Regions from separate parts of the Homo sapiens genome. Here regions 2 and 3 are each linked to region 1. Evidence: chromatin loops called from intact Hi-C (ENCODE). Cell type or tissue: CD14-positive monocyte. All regions are shown on one strand. Each heading gives the region's core, and the rest is flanking DNA. Links, peaks and the distances in the headings are about the cores only. Region 1 overlaps CTSS (cathepsin S). Region 2 holds the start of TNFAIP8L2-SCNM1 (TNFAIP8L2-SCNM1 readthrough). Region 3 overlaps SETDB1 (SET domain bifurcated histone lysine methyltransferase 1).

Region 1 (6,294 bases), core at 621-5,620:
ACAGGTTCCATTAGGATCTGGTGGGGCGAATTATCTGGGTTTGTTTAGTTTCACACTTGGCACTAGCATCCCAGCTAGGCACCCTCATGGGGAAGGAGAAAAAGAGAATGGTAAAAACTAGAAGTTACAGGGAGGCAGATTTTTGTTTCAAAGCAAGGCAGAATTTTATAAAAGGGCTGTCTAAAAAGTGGACTAAACTGGTTTCCCATGTGAGAAATAATTACAAAGGAGATTCCTGCATTTAAGAAGGAATTCAGTCTACCTAGGGCGTTCCCTTCTTCACTTTGGCAACAGTGGTAAAGTTTTGCAGGACAGAACAGAATCTGAAAACCAATAGGGGATTATTTGTGATATTAAATACCCACATTCTCCCATTAAGAAAGCAGATGGGTCATACTAAATTGTCAATCTAGACTTAAATAAGTATGGCAACTTGCTATAAAAACCTGTCAATAGTCTTTAGGTAATACTTTCTAGAATTTATTAAAAAAAAAACAATGGTAGTCTCTGAGTTTAAAATTTCCTCTAAAGAAGTGATTTGTTAAAGAAAGAAAGCAGTCAAAATAGAACTAAGTAAGAAATTTCTGTACACGTTCTTACGTCCTTCAATTCTACTGTTTTCCAACTTTGTACTATACATTCCTTTGTTATTGTTGTTTACCTTCAAATTGCTTTTGGGGAGACAGAAAGGAAATGATATTTACCCAGACGTGAAAGTGGGATTTCTTGTAATGTACCTACCATGTCTCCCAGGTGGTTCATGCCCAGATCGTATGAGTGCATTCCCATTGAATGCTCCAGGTTGTGAAGCATCACAAACTTTAGATTCTTTTCCCAGATGAGACGTCGTACTGCTTCTTCATTCTAAAACATAATGAAGAAGAACATAGTCATACTGCATCCTGGACAAATAAGTGTTTGATGATGAAAATGGCAATTTTTTTTTTTTTTGAGATGGAGTCTCACTCTGTCACCCAAGCTGGAGTCCAATGGCACGATCTCAGCTTACTTCAACCTCCGATTCTCAGGTTCAAGTGATTCTCCTGCTTCAACCTTCCGAGTATCTGGGATTACAGGCATGTGCCACCACGCCTAGCTAATTTTTGTATTTTTAGTAGAGACGGGGTTTCGTCATGTTGGCCAGGCTGGTCTCAAACTGTTGACCTCAGGGGATCTGCCTGCCTCAGCCTCCCAAAGTACTGGGATTACAGGTGTGAGCCACTGCACCCGCCCAAAAATAGCATTTTTGAAGCATTCTACCAAATGTGGATCTGCCCGAGAGCATGCAAATACATAAATATATCCAATATAACTGCTAACTTCACATATTAATCTTAATTCTTGCTCTTAACTGCTTTGATGGTTTAATATTATTTTATGATAAACATGAATTTCCTTCTCTTTTTAACATTTATTATTATTATTATTATTATTTTGACAGAGTCTTGCTCTGTCACTCGGCTGGATGGAGTGCAGTGAAGTGGCCTGATTACTGCTCACCATAGCCTTGACCTCCTGGGACCCAGCAATCTTCACACCTCAGCCTCCTGCATAGCTGGGATGACTGGTGTGTGCCACTGCAGCCAGTTTTTCTGTTTGTTTGTTTGTTTGTTTTGGTAGAGACTGGGTCTCCCTATGTTGCAGGCTCATATTGAATTCCTGGGCTCAAGCAATCCTCCCCTATCAGCCTCCCAAAGTCCTGCGATTATTGGTGTAAGCCACCGCGCCCAGCATTTTTTTTTTTTTTTTTTAGACAGGGTCTTGCTCTTTTGCCCAGGCTGGAGTGCAGTGGTATGATCATAGCTCACTACAGCCTCAAACTCTTGGGCTCAAACTATCCTCCCATCTCAGCTGCCCGAGTAGCTAGGACTGCAAGCCTGCACCACCACAACCAGCTTATTTTTATTTTTATTTTATTATTATTTTTTTTTTTTGTAGAGACAGGGTCTCCCTATGTTGCCTAGGCTGGTCTCAAATTCCTGGCCTTAAAGGATCCTTCCCCCTTGGCCTCCCAAAGTGCTGGGATTACAGGCATGAACCATACACCCAGCCATGATTTGCTCTTTCTTTTTGATGTTTTACAACTTCGTTACATGTATCTGGGTGTAGGTTTCTTTATTTACCTTCGGCTGTGTGCTTTTGATTGGAGGACTCAGGACCTTTTCTCATATCTGGAAAATTCTCAATCAGTGTCTCCACATATATTGCTTCTCCACCATTCCACCTAATTCTCTTCTTCAGAAACTCCTATCCGAAGTATTTTGGAGCCTCAAACTCTCTTTCATCTCTCTTACTTGCGTTTTCATATATTTTTCTTTTTATTTCTAGGTGCTGCATTCTGGGTGAATTCCTCAGTACTATCTTTCAGATTACTGATTCTATCCAGCTCTTTCCAGTCTGGAAATCCTTTTGATTTTTATCGCAATGACAATATTTTTTATTTTCAAGATTTCTAATTTATTTCTTGTCCATTAGTGTGCATATTATTCCTTTATATATAGTCTTTTGAAAATTCATTTTTGATTCTATTATTTTAATTTTATTCAGAGTGAATTTACATGCTGACCGACGATTTTCTTGTCCTTCAGGAGATTCATTTACATAGAATACAATGATGTAGAAGGCAAGGTGGATGGTGCCTCCTACAGTAGCTGAAGCCAGAGTTTCCAATAAGCTGGAACCCCAGGGAGCAGTCAGCAACAACTGTGTTCTGCCTCATTTCATTGAGCGGGTGAGCCCAGTCCCAGAGGCACTGGGTAGCAAGTCTGGATGCAGGTTTCTTTCCCTTGGAGCAAGGTTTTACTGTTACCCCAGTAATGGACATAATGGGCATGCATGATGGGCTTACTTCCAAACCACAAGATGAGAAGCAATGGTATAAAGGCAAACAAATCTAACTAAGTGCAAGAAAGGAAAAAAAAAAAAAGAAGTGCACTTTGAGATCAATTATAAAGGTAGGATACGAATCAAAAGTCAGGTTCATTCATCCTGAGGGACTGGAATTATTAAACAGAGGGATAGCATTCATTTAACCAGATAGTGGTGCTAATTGCACATCTAAGTCCAGTCAATCTTGAAATGAGGAACCTGTTCATAAAGGGTGTGGGTGAGGGTGAAATTCATCACCACCAACGAAACCGTATGATCATTTAAATAGATGCAGGAAAAGCATTTGACAGAATTCAACATCCTTTCATAACAAACATTCTCAACAAATTACATATAGAAGGAATGTTCCTCAACACAAATAGGCCATATATGGCAAGACTACAGCTAACACCATACTCAATTGGGTGAAAATTTAAAGGCCATTCTGCTAAGATCAGAAAAAGACAAGGGTACCCACTCTCACCATTTCTAGTCAATATAGTGCTGAAAATCCTAGCCAGAGCAATTAGGCAAGAAAAATAAATACAAGATCTCCAAATAAGAGAAGGAAGAAGTGAAATTGCGTTTGTTTGTTGATAACATGATCATATAGAAAGTCTTGGCCAGGTGTGGTGGCTCATGCCTGTACTTTGGGAGGTTGAGGTGGGAGGATTGTGTGAATCTAGGAGTTCAACACCAGCCTGGACAACATGGCAAGACCCCTTCTCTACAAAAAACAAAAATAGAAATTAGCCAGGTGTGGTGGCATGTGCCTACAGTCCCAGTTACTTGGAAGGCTGAGGCAAGAGAATCACTTGAGCTGGAGTTTGAGGCTGCAGTAAGCTATGATCACACCACTTCACTCCAACCTGGGTGACAGAGCAAGATCTCATCTCAAAAAAAAAAAAAAAGAAGGTTGGGCAAGGCGGCTTATGCTTGTAATCCCAGCACTCTGGGAGGCCAAGATGGGTTGATCATGAGGTCAGAAGTTCGAGACCAGCCTGACCAACATGGTGAAACCCCATCTCTACTAAAAACACAAAAATTAGCTAGGTGTGGTGGCGTGTGCCGGTAATCCCAGCTACTCAGGAGGCTGAGGCAGGAGAATTGCTTGAACCTGGGAGGCGGAGGTTGCAGTGAGCCGAGATTGCGCCACTGCACTCCAGCCTGGGCGACAGAGCATGAATCCGCCTCAAAAAAAAAAAAAAAAAAAGAGAGAAGAAAGACTCCATCAAAAAACTATTAGAACTGATACATGAATTCAGTAAAGTTGTAAGACACAAAGTCAACATACAAAAGTCAGTAGTATTTTTATACACTAACAACTATTTGAAAAAGAAATTAGGAAAACAATTCTATTTACAACAGCATTTAAAACATATTTAGGAGTTAATTTAACCAAGGAGTTGAAAAGTTATATGCTGAAAACTGTAAAACATTGATAAAAGAAACTGAAGACAAAATAGGCCGGGCGTGGTGGCTCACACCTGTAATCCCAGCACTATGGGAGGCCGAAGCAGGCAGATCACCTGAGGTCGGGAGTTTGAGACCAGCCTGACCAACATGGAAAAACCCCGACTCTACTAAAAATACAAAATTACCCGGGCGTGGTGGCACATGCCTGTAATCCCAGCTACTCAGGAGGCTGAGGCAGGAGAATTGCTTGAACCCCAGAAGCAGAGGTTGTGGTGAGCAGAGGTCACGCCACTGCACCCCAGCCTGGGCAACAAGAGCAAAATTCCATCTCAAAAAAACAAGAAAAAAAGAAAAAAGAAAGAAAGAAATTTAAGATAAAATAAATAAATGGGAAGATATTCCATGCTTATGGATTGGAAGAATTAATATTGCTAAAATGTTCATACTATCCAAAGCAAACTAGAAATTCAGTGCAATTTCTATCAAAATTCTAATGTTATTCTTCACAGAAATAGAAAAAACAATCCTCAAATTCATGCGGAACTACAAAAGTCCTTAAATAGTCAAAGTAATCTTTAGCAAGAGGAACAAAGCTGGAGGCATTACAAAATGCCTGGTTTCAAAATATATTACAAAACTATAGTAATTTAAACAGCATAGTACTGGCATAGAAACAGACACATTTACCAATGGAATAGGATATAGAGCCCAGAAATAACCTGCAACTTTATGGTCAATCAATTTTCAGCAAAGGTGCCAAGAACACACAATGGGGAAAGGATAGTCTGTTTAATAAATAGTATTGGGAAAACTGGCTATCCAAATGCAGAAAAATGAAATTGAACCCTTATGTCACCCCATATACAATAATCAACTCAAAATGAATTAAAGCACAAACATAAGGCCTGAAACTATATACAACCACTATAAGAAAATATAGGGGAAAACTCCACAACATTGGTCCGGGCAACGGTTTTTTGAATATGACCCCTAAAGAACAGGCAACAATAGCAAAAATAGACGAACGGGACTCCATCAAACTAAAAAGCTTTCGTACAATAAAGGAAACAATTAACAGAGTGAAAAGATAACTCATAGATTGGGAGAAAATATTTGCAAATCATACATTTGATAAGGGGCTAATATCCCAAATATAGAAGGAACTCAAAGTAACTATCAAGAAAACAACCCTGTTTAAAAATGGGCAGAAGACCTGAATAGACATTTCTCAAAACAAGACACATACAAATGGCCAACAGATATATGAAAAAATGCTTAACATCACCAGTCATCAGGGAAATGTAAAGTAAAACCACAATGAGATATCACCTCACATCTGTTAGAATGGCTATTATCAAAACGATGAAAGATAAGTGTTGGTGAGGATGTGGAGAAAAGGGAACCCTCATACACTTTTAGTAGGAATGTAAATTAGTACAGCCATTTGGGAAAACAGTATGGAGGTTCCTCAAAAAACTAAAAATATAATTACCATATCATCCAGCAATCTCACTTCTGGGTATATGTCCCAAGGAAGCGCAATCAGTATGTCAATGAGATAGCTGCACTTCCATGTTCATTGTAGCATTATTCACAATAGCCAAGATACGGAATCAACCTTATAAAGTGTCCATTAAAAGACGAATGGATAAAAAAGTGTGGTACATATTGTATTCCATACATAATGGAATACTATTTAGCCTTAAAAAAAAAAAAAGGAAATTCTGTCATTTTCAACAACATGGATGGGTCTAGAGAACGTTATGCTAAGTGAAATAAGCCAGGCACAGAAAGACAAGTACTGCATAATCTCATTTACATGTGGAATCTAAAACAGTTGAACTCATAAAAGTAGAGAGTAGAATGGTGGTTAGCAGAGGCTGGGCGGAGGGTAGACAGGGAAAGGGGAGATGTTAGGCAAAGAGTACAGAGTTTCATTTGACAAGAAGACTACATTCTAGCAATCTATTGCATAGCATGGTGACTACAGATAATAATAATAATGTATTT
Region 2 (6,294 bases), core at 1,295-6,294, 400 kb after region 1:
ATCTCCAGCTATGTCAGGCTGACTTACTTGACTGCTTTAAATCACACTAAACTTACTCTTTCTGAACTGATATGAGAGTATTGATCTTAACCATGGTAAAACCTCACCTAAAACAAACATCGGACTGTTCCATCCTGAATACTTTTCCAAATAACTGAAGTTTATCCAATTAAGTGCAAAATATCTTCATTTTGCTTCAAAGTAGAAATTGCTCAAAAAAGTACTATTCACTTCCTGTAGATTATACAGTGGAAAGAGCACCATTGAAAGTCATTGAGACTTAGCTAGATTCATCTCTGGAGTATGGCTTTGGATAAACTACTTATCTCTAAGTCTGATTCTGTCTTCTGTAAGTGGACATACTACCTTCCTGCCTACTTCTTAGGATCAAATAAGATCCTGTAGGTGAAACATTTTGCAAATTCAAAAGTGTTTTGCACATTTAAGATACCGTCATTTGGCCAGGGTACACAGTGACTCACTCCTGTAATCTCAGCACTTTGGGAGATTGAGGCAGGAGGTCTGTTTGAGTCCAGGAGTCCAAGGCTGCAGTGAGCAGTGTGAGCCACTGTACTCCAGCCTGGGCAAGATAGCAAGACCCTATCTCTAAAAAAAATTTGTGGCCAGGCGCAGTGGCTCACGCCTGTAATCCCAGCACTTTGGGAGGTCGAGGTGGGTGGATCACAAGGTCAGGAGTTCGAGACCAGCCTGGCCAATATGGTGAAACCCCATCTCTACTTAAAATACAAAAAAATTAGCTGGGCATGGTGGCACATGCCTGTAATCCCAGCTACTCGGGAGGCTAAGGCAGGAGAATTGCTTGAATCCGGGAGGTGGAGGTTGCAGTGAGCCGAGATCACGCCGCTGCACTCCAGCCTGGGTGACAGAGCGAGACTCCATCTCGAAAAAAAAATTGTTCTTGGCCAGGTGTGGTGGCTCATGCCTGTAATCCCAGCACTTTGGGAGGCTGAGGTGGGTGGATCACGATGTCAGGAGTTCAAGACCAGCCTGGCCAAGATGGTAGAAACCCCGTCTCTACTAAAAATACAAAAATTAGCCAGGCATGGCAGTGGGTGCTTGAAATCCCAGCTACTCAGGAGGCTGAGGCAGAGAATCAGTTGAACCCGGGAGGCAGAGGTTGCAGTGAGCCGAGATTGCACCACTGCACTCCACCCTGGGCGACAGAGTGAGACTCTGTCTCAATTGAAGAAAAAAAAAAAAATGAGAGAGAAAATAAAAGACTTCCCCATGAATGAAGTAAATGAACATTATAACATGTGACTCCTATGTTACTACCATTTTCCCCTCATATCCTGGTTCTTGGATATGTTTTGACTTTATTCTTTCAGCACATATTTATTGACCACAGTATGTGCCAAGCACTGTGTAGACACTAAAAGATAATCTGAGCTTAGTGGGTAGACAGTTAATAAAATCACAAATTACAGACGGGCGCTATGGCTCATGCCTGTAATCCCAGCACTTTGGGAGGCCAAGATGGGCAGATAGCCTGAGGCCAGGAGTTCGAGACCAGCCTGGCCAACATGGCGAAACCCTGTCTCTACTAAAAATTCAAAAATTAGTCAGGTGTGGTGGCAGTGTAATCCCAGCTGCTCAGGAGGCTGAGGCAGGAGAATCACTTGAACCTGGGAGGCAGAGGTTGCAGTGAGCTGAAATCGCATCACTGCACTCCAGCCTGGGTGACAGGGACAGAGCAAGACTCTGTCAAAAAAAAAAAGAAAGAAAGAGAGAGAGAGAGGAAGGAAGGGAGGGAGGGAGGGGAGTCTGAAGCTGGAGAGGAAAACAGGTAAAGACTAGGTAGCAGAATTCTGAATCCAGAAGTTATTATTGTATTTGCATCTTCTTATATTTTTATTCCCTTTATTCTTTTTCTTTTTTCTTTTCTTTTTTTGGAGACCGAGTCTCACTCTATCACCAGGCTGGAGGGCAGAGGCGCGATCTCGGCTCACTACAACCTCTGCCTCCCTGGTTCAAGCGAATCTCCTGCCTCAGCTTCCCGAGTAGCTGGGACTACAGGCATGTGCCATCATGCCCAGCTAATTTTTGTATTTTTAGTAGAGATGGGGTTTCACCATGTTAGCCAGGATGGTCTTGATCTCCTAACCTCGTGATCCGCCCACCTCGGTGTCCCAAAGTGCTGGGATTACAGGTGTGAGCCACCATGCCCAGCCGAGACAGGGTTTCACCACGTTGGCCAGGCTGGTCTCAAACTTCTGACCTCAGGTGATCCACCCACCTTGGCTTCCCAAAGTGCTGGGATTACAGTCATGAGCCACCGCGCCCGGCCTGGGGCAACTTTTTTAAAGTTTGCCATGATCTGATCTTTTTCCTTCTTCACTTATCTCTCAAACAACTTACATTCCAGACATAAATCACCACTTCCTGAGAACGTCCTGTATTTTGTTTTTTTCCTGCATGTGCTTATGCCGTCCCCATCATCTGGGACTTCTTCCCCATCTCTGGCTATTAAGTAGTTGAATCTATCTTTCCAAGTCTACCTCTTCAGCCCTATCATAATTAAGCTTCTTTACTCTCAAAATTATTTAAATCTCCATTAAAGTTAATGGCATTGTTTGACTAGTATTACTGTTCTTTATGTTTAAGCTTATTTCCCTCGCCAGATTCCCCATAAGATTCTTGATAGCAAGTGTTTTTGTCTCATTCAACAACTGTGACTTCCAGGATGGGTGCAGTGGCTCACGCCTGTAATCCCAACACTTTGGGAGACTAAGGTAGGAGGATTGCTTGAGCTTAGAAGTTCAGCCTGGGCAACATAGTTAGACCCTCCTCTCTACAAAAAAAAGGAAGGCTTGTGAGCCTCTGGTCCCAGCTACTTGGGAGGCTGAAGTAGGAAGAGCTCTTGAGCCCAGGAGGTCAAGGCTGCAGTCAGCTGTGATGATGCCACTGCACTGTGGCCTGGGCGACAGAGTGAGACCCTATCTCAAAAACAAAACAACAAACAAACAAACAAAACCCAATTGTGGCTTCCCCTCATTTTGTATCCCTTTAGCAGCTACAAAGTAGCTACTACAGTAGCCTACTCAGTAGGCCCTGCGGGGTGCGTTGGCTCACACCTGTAATCCCAGCACTCTGGAAGGCCAAGGTGGATCACCTGAGGTCAGGAGTTCAAGACGATCCTGGCCAACATGGTGAAACCGTCTCTACTAAAAATACAAAATAAGCCAGGCATGGTGGCACAGGCCTGTAATTTCAGCTACTTGGGAGGTTGAGGCAGGAGAATCACTTGAACCCGGGAGGCAGAGGTTGCAGTGAGCCGAGATCACCCCATTGCACTCCAGCCTGGGCAACAAGAGCAAAACTCTGTCTCAAAAAAAAAAAAAAAAAAAAAAAAAAAGGCAACTCAGTAGGCTTGTTCCTCTACGCTAGTGATTCAGTGCTGTGCTGGCACCTGCTGGTCACCTGTGGTGCAGCAGCCCTGGTCCCAGCACCTTCCTCCCTTCAGTATTAAGGGTTGTGACAGTCTGTGCTCTTACCTGGCAATCACTGGAATAATATATTAAATACTTGCCCCACAGCACCACCTTTCAATCTTCAGAACTTTTCCCACTGACCTCCTACCCCAGAAATTTGGGCTTTACATCCTTCCCAGTACTGTAGAAATGTAAGGACAGGATCTTCAGGAACTGGGCAGCAAGAAAAGAAAGAAGCAATTTGAGAGTGGAGGATGCAAATCCCTTTCCCCCCTTCAAAGAATTGAGACTATTTCCAACAGAATTCCACTCTTTTTGACCTTTGTCTTATTTCTAGGTTGCTCTTGGGCCATAGGCCTTCTTGGTGACAGAAGTGATGAACCGGAGGTTAAGCAGAGAGTAGGTAGGCGGGGCTCAAGGGGTGGGGCCAAGCCAAAGGGCTCTCACACTAAGTGAAGCTTCTCCATTCTGTAAGCTTTCCGGGAACATCCAAGGCAAGACTGGCACCCAGCACAGCAGGTGAGGGACCGGCAGTGACAGAATGGTAGACTTTAGGGGTAATGGTGGCAGAGGAATCTCTAGCTCTTTCAGTCTTAGCTTTTCATATTGTGAAACTCTCGCTTGTACAATTCTTGGGTCCTTTGTAGAGCTTAGCTTAGTTTTTCTGGTGGCAAGGCAGCCTCTGAAAGACCTGGTTTTGGATGCGGTGGGGGCAGGGCTGAGGGATGCAGGTGGATCCACATCCATATGGATGTGTGCGAAATGCAAGGAAATCTTAGGAAACAAGGAGATAGATGGGTAAGGGCCAGAGGGAGAGTATGGCCAGGCCAGAGGATCATAGGGAGGACCCAGACAAGAGAAAAAGGGAGACTGAAACAGGGAGAGAGGGAGAAGACAGCGGAATAAATGTGAGACGGCAATGGGGGCAATGGAGAGCTGGGTAACAGGAAGGCCAAGGAGGAAGGAAGGCTCACATGGAGCAATCTCCTCTTCCGGCTGGGGAGCATGGTCCAGAAAGCCCCAAGGCAAGCTGGGAGCAAAGCAAGGTTCAGGTTTCCACTGGAAGGATTCAGCTGGGGAAAAAAACCCCCACAGTCTCCACCTCCTCTGCCTCTTCAGACTCCCATTTTGGTTTGGGGGAGAGGGCGAGGCTGCTCCTCACTGCGGTCACAGCCACATCCTGCAGAGCAGAGGAGGGGGAAGTAAGAAGCAAAACAACCAGAAGAACCACAGGCGAAGACCATGGGGAGAGAACCCTGGACACATGGAGCTGATATGCCACCAAGAGGGTCCTGAGTTCAGTGTAGCAGAAGGCTCAGACCTTCAGGACTGCCTGCCCTTCTTGAGGTGTTGGCTTCTCGTGCTTCCTCAGTGTGCTTTAACCACACTGGGAGCATTCCGGGGAAGGAGGTTTCTCTGGATTATTTGGTTTGAAGCCCATCTTTATAATTTACTAGTGACTTTGGCCAAATTGCTATATTTCTCTTCGCTTCAGTTTTCTCATTGCAAAATGGGGATACCTACCCTAACCTTACACAGGATTGGGAAGGCTAAGATGACTGACGTAAAGCACTTGCATATAGTAGGTTCTCAGTAAATGTTAGTTATTACTCCTATTAGGATTCCTGGGATGCTTATGCTTCTTACTTTAAAGGAAGTATAGTGCACTAGCTGCCACTGGCTTTGGGGGCCAAAAAATGAGTTGCGTTTGATCTTGGGTAAATTACTTAATGTAAGTATCATTTGCTTAGCTGTAAAACAAGGATGGTAATATCTATGCCACACAGACATATGGCACAGAGTCAGTGTCCAAAAATGGTAGCTGTAAGAATTCTGTCAGGCTGGGCGTGGTGGCTCACGCCTGTATTCCCGGCACTTTGGGAGGCCGAGGTGGGCAGATCATGAGGTCAGGAGTTCGAGACCAGTCTGGCCAACATGGTGAAACGCTGTCTCTACTAAAAATACAAAAATTAGCCGGGCGTGGTGGTGGGTGCCTGTAATCCCAACTACTTGGGAAGCTGAGGCAGGAGAATAGCTTGAACCCGGGAGGTGGAGGTTGCAGTGAACAGAGATCACACCACTGCACTCCAGCCTGGGTGACAAAGCAAGACTCCGTCTCAAAAAAAAAAAAAAAAAGAATTATCTGTCAGGTAAGCCCTGTCTTCACTGCAGCAGCAACAGCCTACTTCCCCTTGAGATGTAACTTGTGCTAGGCTAGCCTCCCGTGTGCCCACATTCCTCCAGCCGGGGCTATCGCCACTCCCGTGGGCTGTTTTGGAGTCAAGATTTGCTACAGCACTAAGGGGAAAAAGCAGGCAGGAGCAAGGCATAGAGGACTGAGGGGCCCCAGGGGGCGGAGAGGATGACAAACAAAGATGATGATGACATGGAAACTAAAGAAGCAACAGAAAAGGGAAAAGCCATTTCTCTCTTTCTAAGGAAGCCTGTGGCCTTTCTTCTAGTGACTGACCACATACCCCACTCTCCAGGACCCATGGAGTCCTTCAGCTCAAAGAGCCTGGCACTGCAAGCAGAGAAGAAGCTACTGAGTAAGATGGCGGGTCGCTCTGTGGCTCATCTCTTCATAGATGAGACAAGCAGTGAGGTGCTAGATGAGCTCTACCGTGTGTCCAAGGAGTACACGCACAGCCGGCCCCAGGCCCAGCGCGTGATCAAGGACCTGATCAAAGTGGCCATCAAGGTGGCTGTGCTGCACCGCAATGGCTCCTTTGGCCCCAGTGAGCTGGCCCTGGCTACCCGCTTTCGCCAGAAGCTGCGGCAGGGTGCCATGACGGCACTTAGCTTTGGTGAGGTAGACTTCACCTTCGAGGCTGCTGTTCTG
Region 3 (6,294 bases), core at 743-5,742, 190 kb after region 1:
AGGCAGGAGAATCGCTTGAACCCGGAAGGTGAAGGTTGCAGTGAGCCGAGATCATGCCACTGCACTCCAGCCTGGGCAACAGAACGAGACTCCATCTCAAAAAAAAAAAAAAAAATTGGCCGGGCACAGTGGCTCATGCCTATAATCCCAGCACTTTGGGAGACCGAGGCAGGCGGATCATGAGGTCAAAAGATAGAGACCATCCTGGCTAACATGGTGAAACCCCGTCTCTACTAAAAATATAAAAATTAGCTGGGTGTAGTGGTGCCACCTTGCGTGCCTGTAGTCCCAGCTACTCGGGAGGCTGAGGCAGGAGAATCGCTGGAACCCAGGGAGGCGGAGGTTCCAGTGAGCCAAGATCGCACCACTGCACTCCAGCCTGGTGACAGAGTGAGACTCCATCTCAAAAAAAAAAAAAAAATTACCCCACTTTCCCTAATTACCATACTACCCTCTTTACCTTCCCGTTCTCTACCGAATCTATGTCATAACTCTTGAGAATAACTTTGCTTCTTCTATAGGAACCTTGAGTCAGATGTCTGGAGAACTAAGCAAAGATGGTGACCTGATAGTCAGCATGCGAATTCTGGGCAAGAAGAGAACTAAGACTTGGCACAAAGGCACCCTTATTGCCATCCAGACAGTTGGTATGTGCAAACTTGGAGGAACCACTCCTGAAAGGCAACCTGCACCCTCCACTGCTGATTGTTTCTTTTCCCCATAACCTTCCCATTTGTCTCTCACATAGCAGCCTGGATTTATACAGAAACTGGCAGTGTTTAAAAAGATTTATCTTTCCCTTTTACTCAGGGCCAGGGAAGAAATACAAGGTGAAATTTGACAACAAAGGAAAGAGTCTACTGTCGGGGAACCATATTGCCTATGATTACCACCCTCCTGCTGACAAGCTGTATGTGGGCAGTCGGGTGGTCGCCAAATACAAAGATGGGAATCAGGTCTGGCTCTATGCTGGCATTGTAGCTGAGACACCAAACGTCAAAAACAAGCTCAGGTACCTGGACAGAGGACTGTAAAGGGGTAGAGGCTGGGAGCACAGCACCTGCCCTGTTCGTGCCATAGACCAGATACCACAATTAGCTTTTGTCTTCTTAGTCCCCAGTGGACTGAAACCCTTACTCTTTCTTTACCACAGGAGTCATGTGGGTGATTCTTTCTTCCTCTTTCTCCTCCTGTTTTTTTTCCTTTTCTTTCCTCAAAGAGAAAACTAGGAAGAGAATAATGAGGATTGATTAATGGTCAGGGGAATACAATTCACACAGAAGAAAGAAATGGAGACTAAATGGTTATTGGCAGCATAGGAATCTGATAGAGGAAAAAGAATATATGTTTTTTGGCCGGGCCCAGTGTCTCATCCCTGTAATCTTAGCACTTTGGGAGGCCAAGGCAAGTGAATCACCTGAGGTCAGGAGTTCGAGACCAGCTTGGCCAACTGGTGAAACCCTGTCTCTACTAAAAATACAAAAATTAGCTGGGTGTGGTGGCGCATGCCTGTAATCCCAGCTACTTGGGAGGCTGAGGCAGGAGAATTCCTTGAACCTGGGAGGCAGTGGTTGCCATGAGCCGAGATTGCACCACTGCACCCCAGCCTGGGCGACAGAAGGAGACTCCGTCTCAAAAATATTTATATGTATATGTGTTTTTTTAAAAGTAGGGAGGTATTGGTTAAATTAAGGGAGAACTCCTAACTCTCAAGTTGAGAAGAAAGAAAAACAGGAAGAAAGTAGTGGACTGGATTGTCTTCCCTGGAGTGCATCGTGTTGTGATCCAGAGAAGTAGAAGCTATGATAAAATAATTTCTGTGGATCATGTTAAATATCATAACCCCCAGATCTTTCTGCTGTCACTCTTCTTTTATAGGTTTCTCATTTTCTTTGATGATGGCTATGCTTCCTATGTCACACAGTCGGAACTGTATCCCATTTGCCGGCCACGTGAGTGTTTCTCCCTTATTCCTTAGCTCAGTTTTCTCCTCTACCTTGTATTTCTTCTTAGGACATCCAGTTGAAAAGCCCTAGTGTTTTTGGTATTTCAGTCTCAAAGAGCATAAGTTTGGTTGATGTCTTTTGCTCCCAAAGGTCAGTTTGCTCCCAAAAGAGATACAGTTTTATTGTTCATCTCCAGGACTGGGTCTTTGTAGACAAAGAGTGAGACACTAGAAGATCATGAATGGCCTTGAGTAGACTGCTCACGTTATAGATGTGCTTCAATTTCATTTCTAAGTGAGTTACGTTGGAAAAGGTGTTACTTCTTTCCTAGTGTCATACTGCACCTAACATTTGTATAAATGTGTAGTCTGCATAATGCTTTCCACAGAAGCTGTGTTAGATGGAACCTCATAGTGTCCACTATATTTGTTACCCTGGCTTGGGAGCAGACTCCTATGGAAACAATCATTTTTAACTGCAGAAGAATCAACTAACACTTTTGTTTACACATAACATGACAGTAAACACATTCTGAGTCTCTTAAAAACCTGATAGAGAATGAGAAGGAAGGACTAATTTTTTTCATTTCATGATGCCACCTGATCTTTTTAAATTTACCACTAGACTGATCAACAAGTGAGCAAGAATTTCCACTTGAATTTTCCAGAGGAGAAACATCCATTTGTGTAAAATAAGTGAATCACCTATATTGTACATTTCTTATTTAGTATTTACTTGATTTGTAAGTATGTACAGTTTGTACATTAGGTTTATTACTTAGGTGGTCTTGGCTTTGCTTCCCTTGAGGTTCTGATTTTACTTTTTCTCTCCTTTTCAACTTAAAAAGTATCAAATGTCTCCTGGCCAAGTCTTTTCCCTATCAAGACATGCCCTACCTGCCCTCTCAGTTCTACTTCTTCCTTGAAACAGTGAAAAAGACTTGGGAGGACATAGAAGACATCTCCTGCCGTGACTTCATAGAGGAGTATGTCACTGCCTACCCCAACCGCCCCATGGTACTGCTCAAGAGTGGCCAGCTTATCAAGACTGAGTGGGAAGGCACGTGGTGGAAGTCCCGAGTTGAGGAGGTGGATGGCAGCCTAGTCAGGATCCTCTTCCTGGTACTGTTCTTCTCTACAATTTTGGAGGCAGAGGTTGGTGGGGGGGGAACTTAAGAAGCAGTAATGAGGATGGTTTTATAGCTATTCCATAGCCTTCCTCTTTCTTATCCTCGTATGTGTTCTCACTGTTTTTGGTCAAATTTTACTTTGCCCTTTTTGTTGTTCCTCTGCAGGTCATTGTTGAAAATAAATTATCTGAATTATAATACGAATCTGCATGGTTTTGATTTATTTATTTTTTTTCTTTAGGAGTATTCACATTGTGTGTAGGTACAGAAAGGGCAGCCAATTCCATTTTTCCAGGGTTAAGGTTTTAGTAGGATAGTGGGACGAAGAAGAGGGATCAAGGAGTCCTGATTATCTTTCAAGGCTCAGTTTAACTCTTAGGTATTTTGTACTCATCCTTTTCTCCCTTCTCTCTCCCTTCTTAGAATCATATTTCTTATTTTTAAAAGTTTTAAAAACATTTTTTAATACTGCTGCTTGCAGAACAAGGCTACCTGATAGGCAGTGTGCCCAGAGTAGCCAGAAGAAATTAGAAGTTATATTTCTTCTTGGTGTTACCTCAGCCCGTTACTTCTAAGGCCTTATGATCCTTATCATGCTTTTTGTTTGGTGTTTTGTTTTGTTTTCAGACGGAGTTTCACTCTTGTTGCCCAGGCTAGAGTGCAATGGCACGATCTCGGCTCACTGCATCTTCCGCCTCCTGGGTTCAAGTGATTCTCCTGCCTCAGCCTCTCGGGTAGCTGGGACTGGCTAATTTTTTGTATTTTTAGTAGAGACGGGGTTTCACCATGTTGGCAGGCTGGTCCCGAACTCCTGACCTCAAGTGATCCACCTGCCTTGTCCTCCCAAAGTGCTGGGATTACAGGCGTGAGCCACCACGCCTGGCCTGTTTTGTTTTGTTTTGTTTTGTTTTGTTTTGTTTTTTGAGACAGTCTCACTCTGCCACCCAGGCTGGAGTGCAGTGGTGCAATCACAGCTCACTGCAGCCTCAACCTCCAGGGTTCAAGTGGTCCTCCCACATCAGCCTCCCAAGTAGCTGTGACTACAAGTGCATGCCACCACACCTGGCTGATTTTTGTATTTTTAGTAGAGACGGGTTTCGCCATGTTGCCCAGGCTGGTCTCGAACTCCTGAGCTCAAGCAGTCTGTCTGCCTCATCCTTTCGACATACCAGGATTATAGGTGTGAGCTATTGTGCCCAGCTGTCATACCTCTTATACTCAGTATAGATATCTGTTGCTCCTGTAATTCCTTAAACAAGGAGTATATATTTTTCATTGTTGTGTTCCTGATACCCATCATGGATCCTGGCACATACTTTATTAAGTAGATAAGGAATTTTTTTTTGGGGGGGATGGAGTTTCGCTCCTGTTGCCCAGGCTGGAGTACGATGGTGCAGTCTCGGCTCACCACAACCTCCGCCTCCCTGGTTCAAGCAATTCTCCTGCCTCAGCCTCCCGAGTAACTGGGATTACAGGCATGCGCCACCACACCCGGCTAATTTTGTATTTTTAGTAGAGACGGGGTTTCTCCATGTTGGTCAGGCTGGTCTTGAACTCCCAACCTCGGGTGATCCACCTGCCTCAGCCTCCCAAAGTGCTGGGATTACAAGCTACAGGCGTGAGCCACTGTGCTTAGCTTAGACTAAGGAATTTAAGGCTCATCAGGGAGGATTCCCAGAGGTGACACATGGTATATATCCTCTACACAGGACAGGATAGATTCTAGCCTTTAAGCTATTTCCCTTCATTCTTTTCTCTCAATTCCCCAGGATGACAAAAGATGTGAGTGGATCTATCGAGGCTCTACACGGCTGGAGCCCATGTTCAGCATGAAAACATCCTCAGCCTCTGCACTGGAGAAGAAGCAAGGACAGCTCAGGACACGTCCAAATATGGGTATGTCCTGAAAGATTCCTGGAGGAAGGAAGAAACAGGCCAACCAGCAAAGGAGATTATATACAATGGCTATCCTTTGATTAGCATGGTTACACTGTATACTCATTGGAAACAGGATATGTGCCCTGAGTTGTTTCCAATCATGGTGATCAATTTGTGCTGCTGCTTCCACATGCTGTGGCTCTAATTTGTTCTAAACAACCACATAAAAATCTGAAACAGTTGGCTTTAGGTTAGGGTGATAGTAGTTACCCTCTGTTATCCACATGAGAATTGTCAGTTTTGTGTGTTATCTATGGTTAGTTTTTTCTTTTTCTTTTTTTTTTAAATAGACCCGGGGCTTGATATGTTACCCAGGCTGGTCTTGAACTCCTGGGCTCAAGCTGTCTACCTGCCTCGGCTGCCCAAAGTGCTAGGATTACAAGTATGAGCTACCACATCCAGCGTATAGTCAGTTTTCTTTAAAACCCAGACCTGGCCAGGCACAGTGGCTGACATCTATAATCCCAACACTTTAGGAAGCTGAGACAGGTAGGTGGTTTGCTTGAGCTGAGGAATTCAAGACCAGCCTGGGCAACATGGTGAAACCCTGTTTCTACAAAAAAACACAAAAATTAGCTGGGTACAGTGGCATTAAGCTGTAGTCCAGGCTACTCAAGAAGTTGAGGTGGGAGGATCAATTGAAGCCAGGAGGTCGAGGTTGCAGTGAGCTAGATCGTGCCACTGCACTCCAGCCTGGGTGACAGAACGAGACCCTGTCTCAGAAACAAACAAAAAACAGATTTGGTTTTCTTTTTTAATATTACTGTCATACTTTCTGGTTGATTTTTCCTGCCAAAATTAGTTGGTTAAAGAATATATTTCTGAAAATATTTCCCCAAAGTATAACATAATTAGGTAAATCATCTGAGATAGGAAGATATAAAGTCTTATCTAAGGCCCAGCATGGTGGCTCGTGTCTGTAGTCTCAGCACTTTGGGAGGCTGAGGTGGGAGTATCACTTGAGGCCAGGAGTTGGAGATCAGTCTGGGCAACATAGAAAGACTCTTATCTCTTAAAAAAAAAAAATGCTGAGTGTGGTGGTGTGCACCTGTAGCCTTAGCTACTCTGGAGGCTGAGGCAGGAGGATTGCTTGAAGCCCAGGATTTCAAGGTTACAATGAGCTAAGGTCACACCGCTGCACTTCAGCCTGAGTAACAAAGTGGAACACTGTCTATAAAAAGAAAAAAAAGAGGCTACTCTGCCGACAGAGTAGCAATTTTTTTTTTTTTTTTTTGAGATGGAGTCTGGTTCTTTTGCCCAGGCTGGAGTGCAGTGGCACCA

Evidence for each region. Hi-C counts contacts between places; a loop is a spot of excess contacts. Peaks named below come from ENCODE experiments on the same cell type or tissue, not always from the same donor. Only the 100,000 strongest peaks of a DNase experiment are listed, where the experiment ranks them.
Region 2: it touches region 1 in a loop (5-fold over the local background); 2 of 110 quality-filtered maps call a loop at or near these places.
Region 3: a loop joins it to region 1, with 2.2 times the contacts of the local background. A loop is called at or near these places in 2 of 110 quality-filtered maps.

Annotation. Positions count from the first base shown.
Region 1 is chr1:150,757,117-150,763,410 of GRCh38, forward strand. CTSS (cathepsin S) reads right to left here. Exons shown (of 8, transcript NM_004079.5): 3 at 742-864. Among named protein-coding and RNA genes, the nearest start is that of CTSS, 5.5 kb to the right of the region's middle. In CD14-positive monocyte, for the core only: a CTCF peak has its summit at 3,032; DNase peaks (open chromatin) are centred at 3,085 and 4,875; H3K4me3 peaks cover 3,169 bases; H3K27ac peaks cover 3,243 bases.
Region 2 is chr1:151,152,752-151,159,045 of GRCh38, forward strand. TNFAIP8L2-SCNM1 (TNFAIP8L2-SCNM1 readthrough) reads left to right here and starts at 3,898. Exons shown (of 7, transcript NR_144937.2): 1 at 3,898-3,971. It overlaps TNFAIP8L2 (TNF alpha induced protein 8 like 2), which reads left to right and starts at 3,898. Exons shown (of 2, transcript NM_024575.5): 1 at 3,898-3,971; 2 at 5,915-6,294. The coding sequence starts at 5,947. It also overlaps a transcript of LYSMD1 not described here. In CD14-positive monocyte, for the core only: CTCF peaks have their summits at 3,481 (motif pointing left) and 3,681; DNase peaks (open chromatin) are centred at 3,430, 3,880, 4,530 and 5,820; H3K4me3 peaks cover 2,890 bases; H3K27ac peaks cover 2,723 bases.
Region 3 is chr1:150,942,042-150,948,335 of GRCh38, forward strand. It overlaps SETDB1 (SET domain bifurcated histone lysine methyltransferase 1), which reads left to right. Exons shown (of 22, transcript NM_001366418.1): 6 at 522-647; 7 at 811-1,012; 8 at 1,879-1,952; 9 at 2,877-3,067; 10 at 4,845-4,971. Among named protein-coding and RNA genes, the nearest start is that of SETDB1, 19 kb to the left of the region's middle. RefSeq lists an enhancer at 2,068-2,212 and a cis regulatory region at 2,140. In CD14-positive monocyte, for the core only: no CTCF peak of the experiment used is centred there; no DNase peak of the experiment used is centred there; H3K27ac peaks cover 983 bases.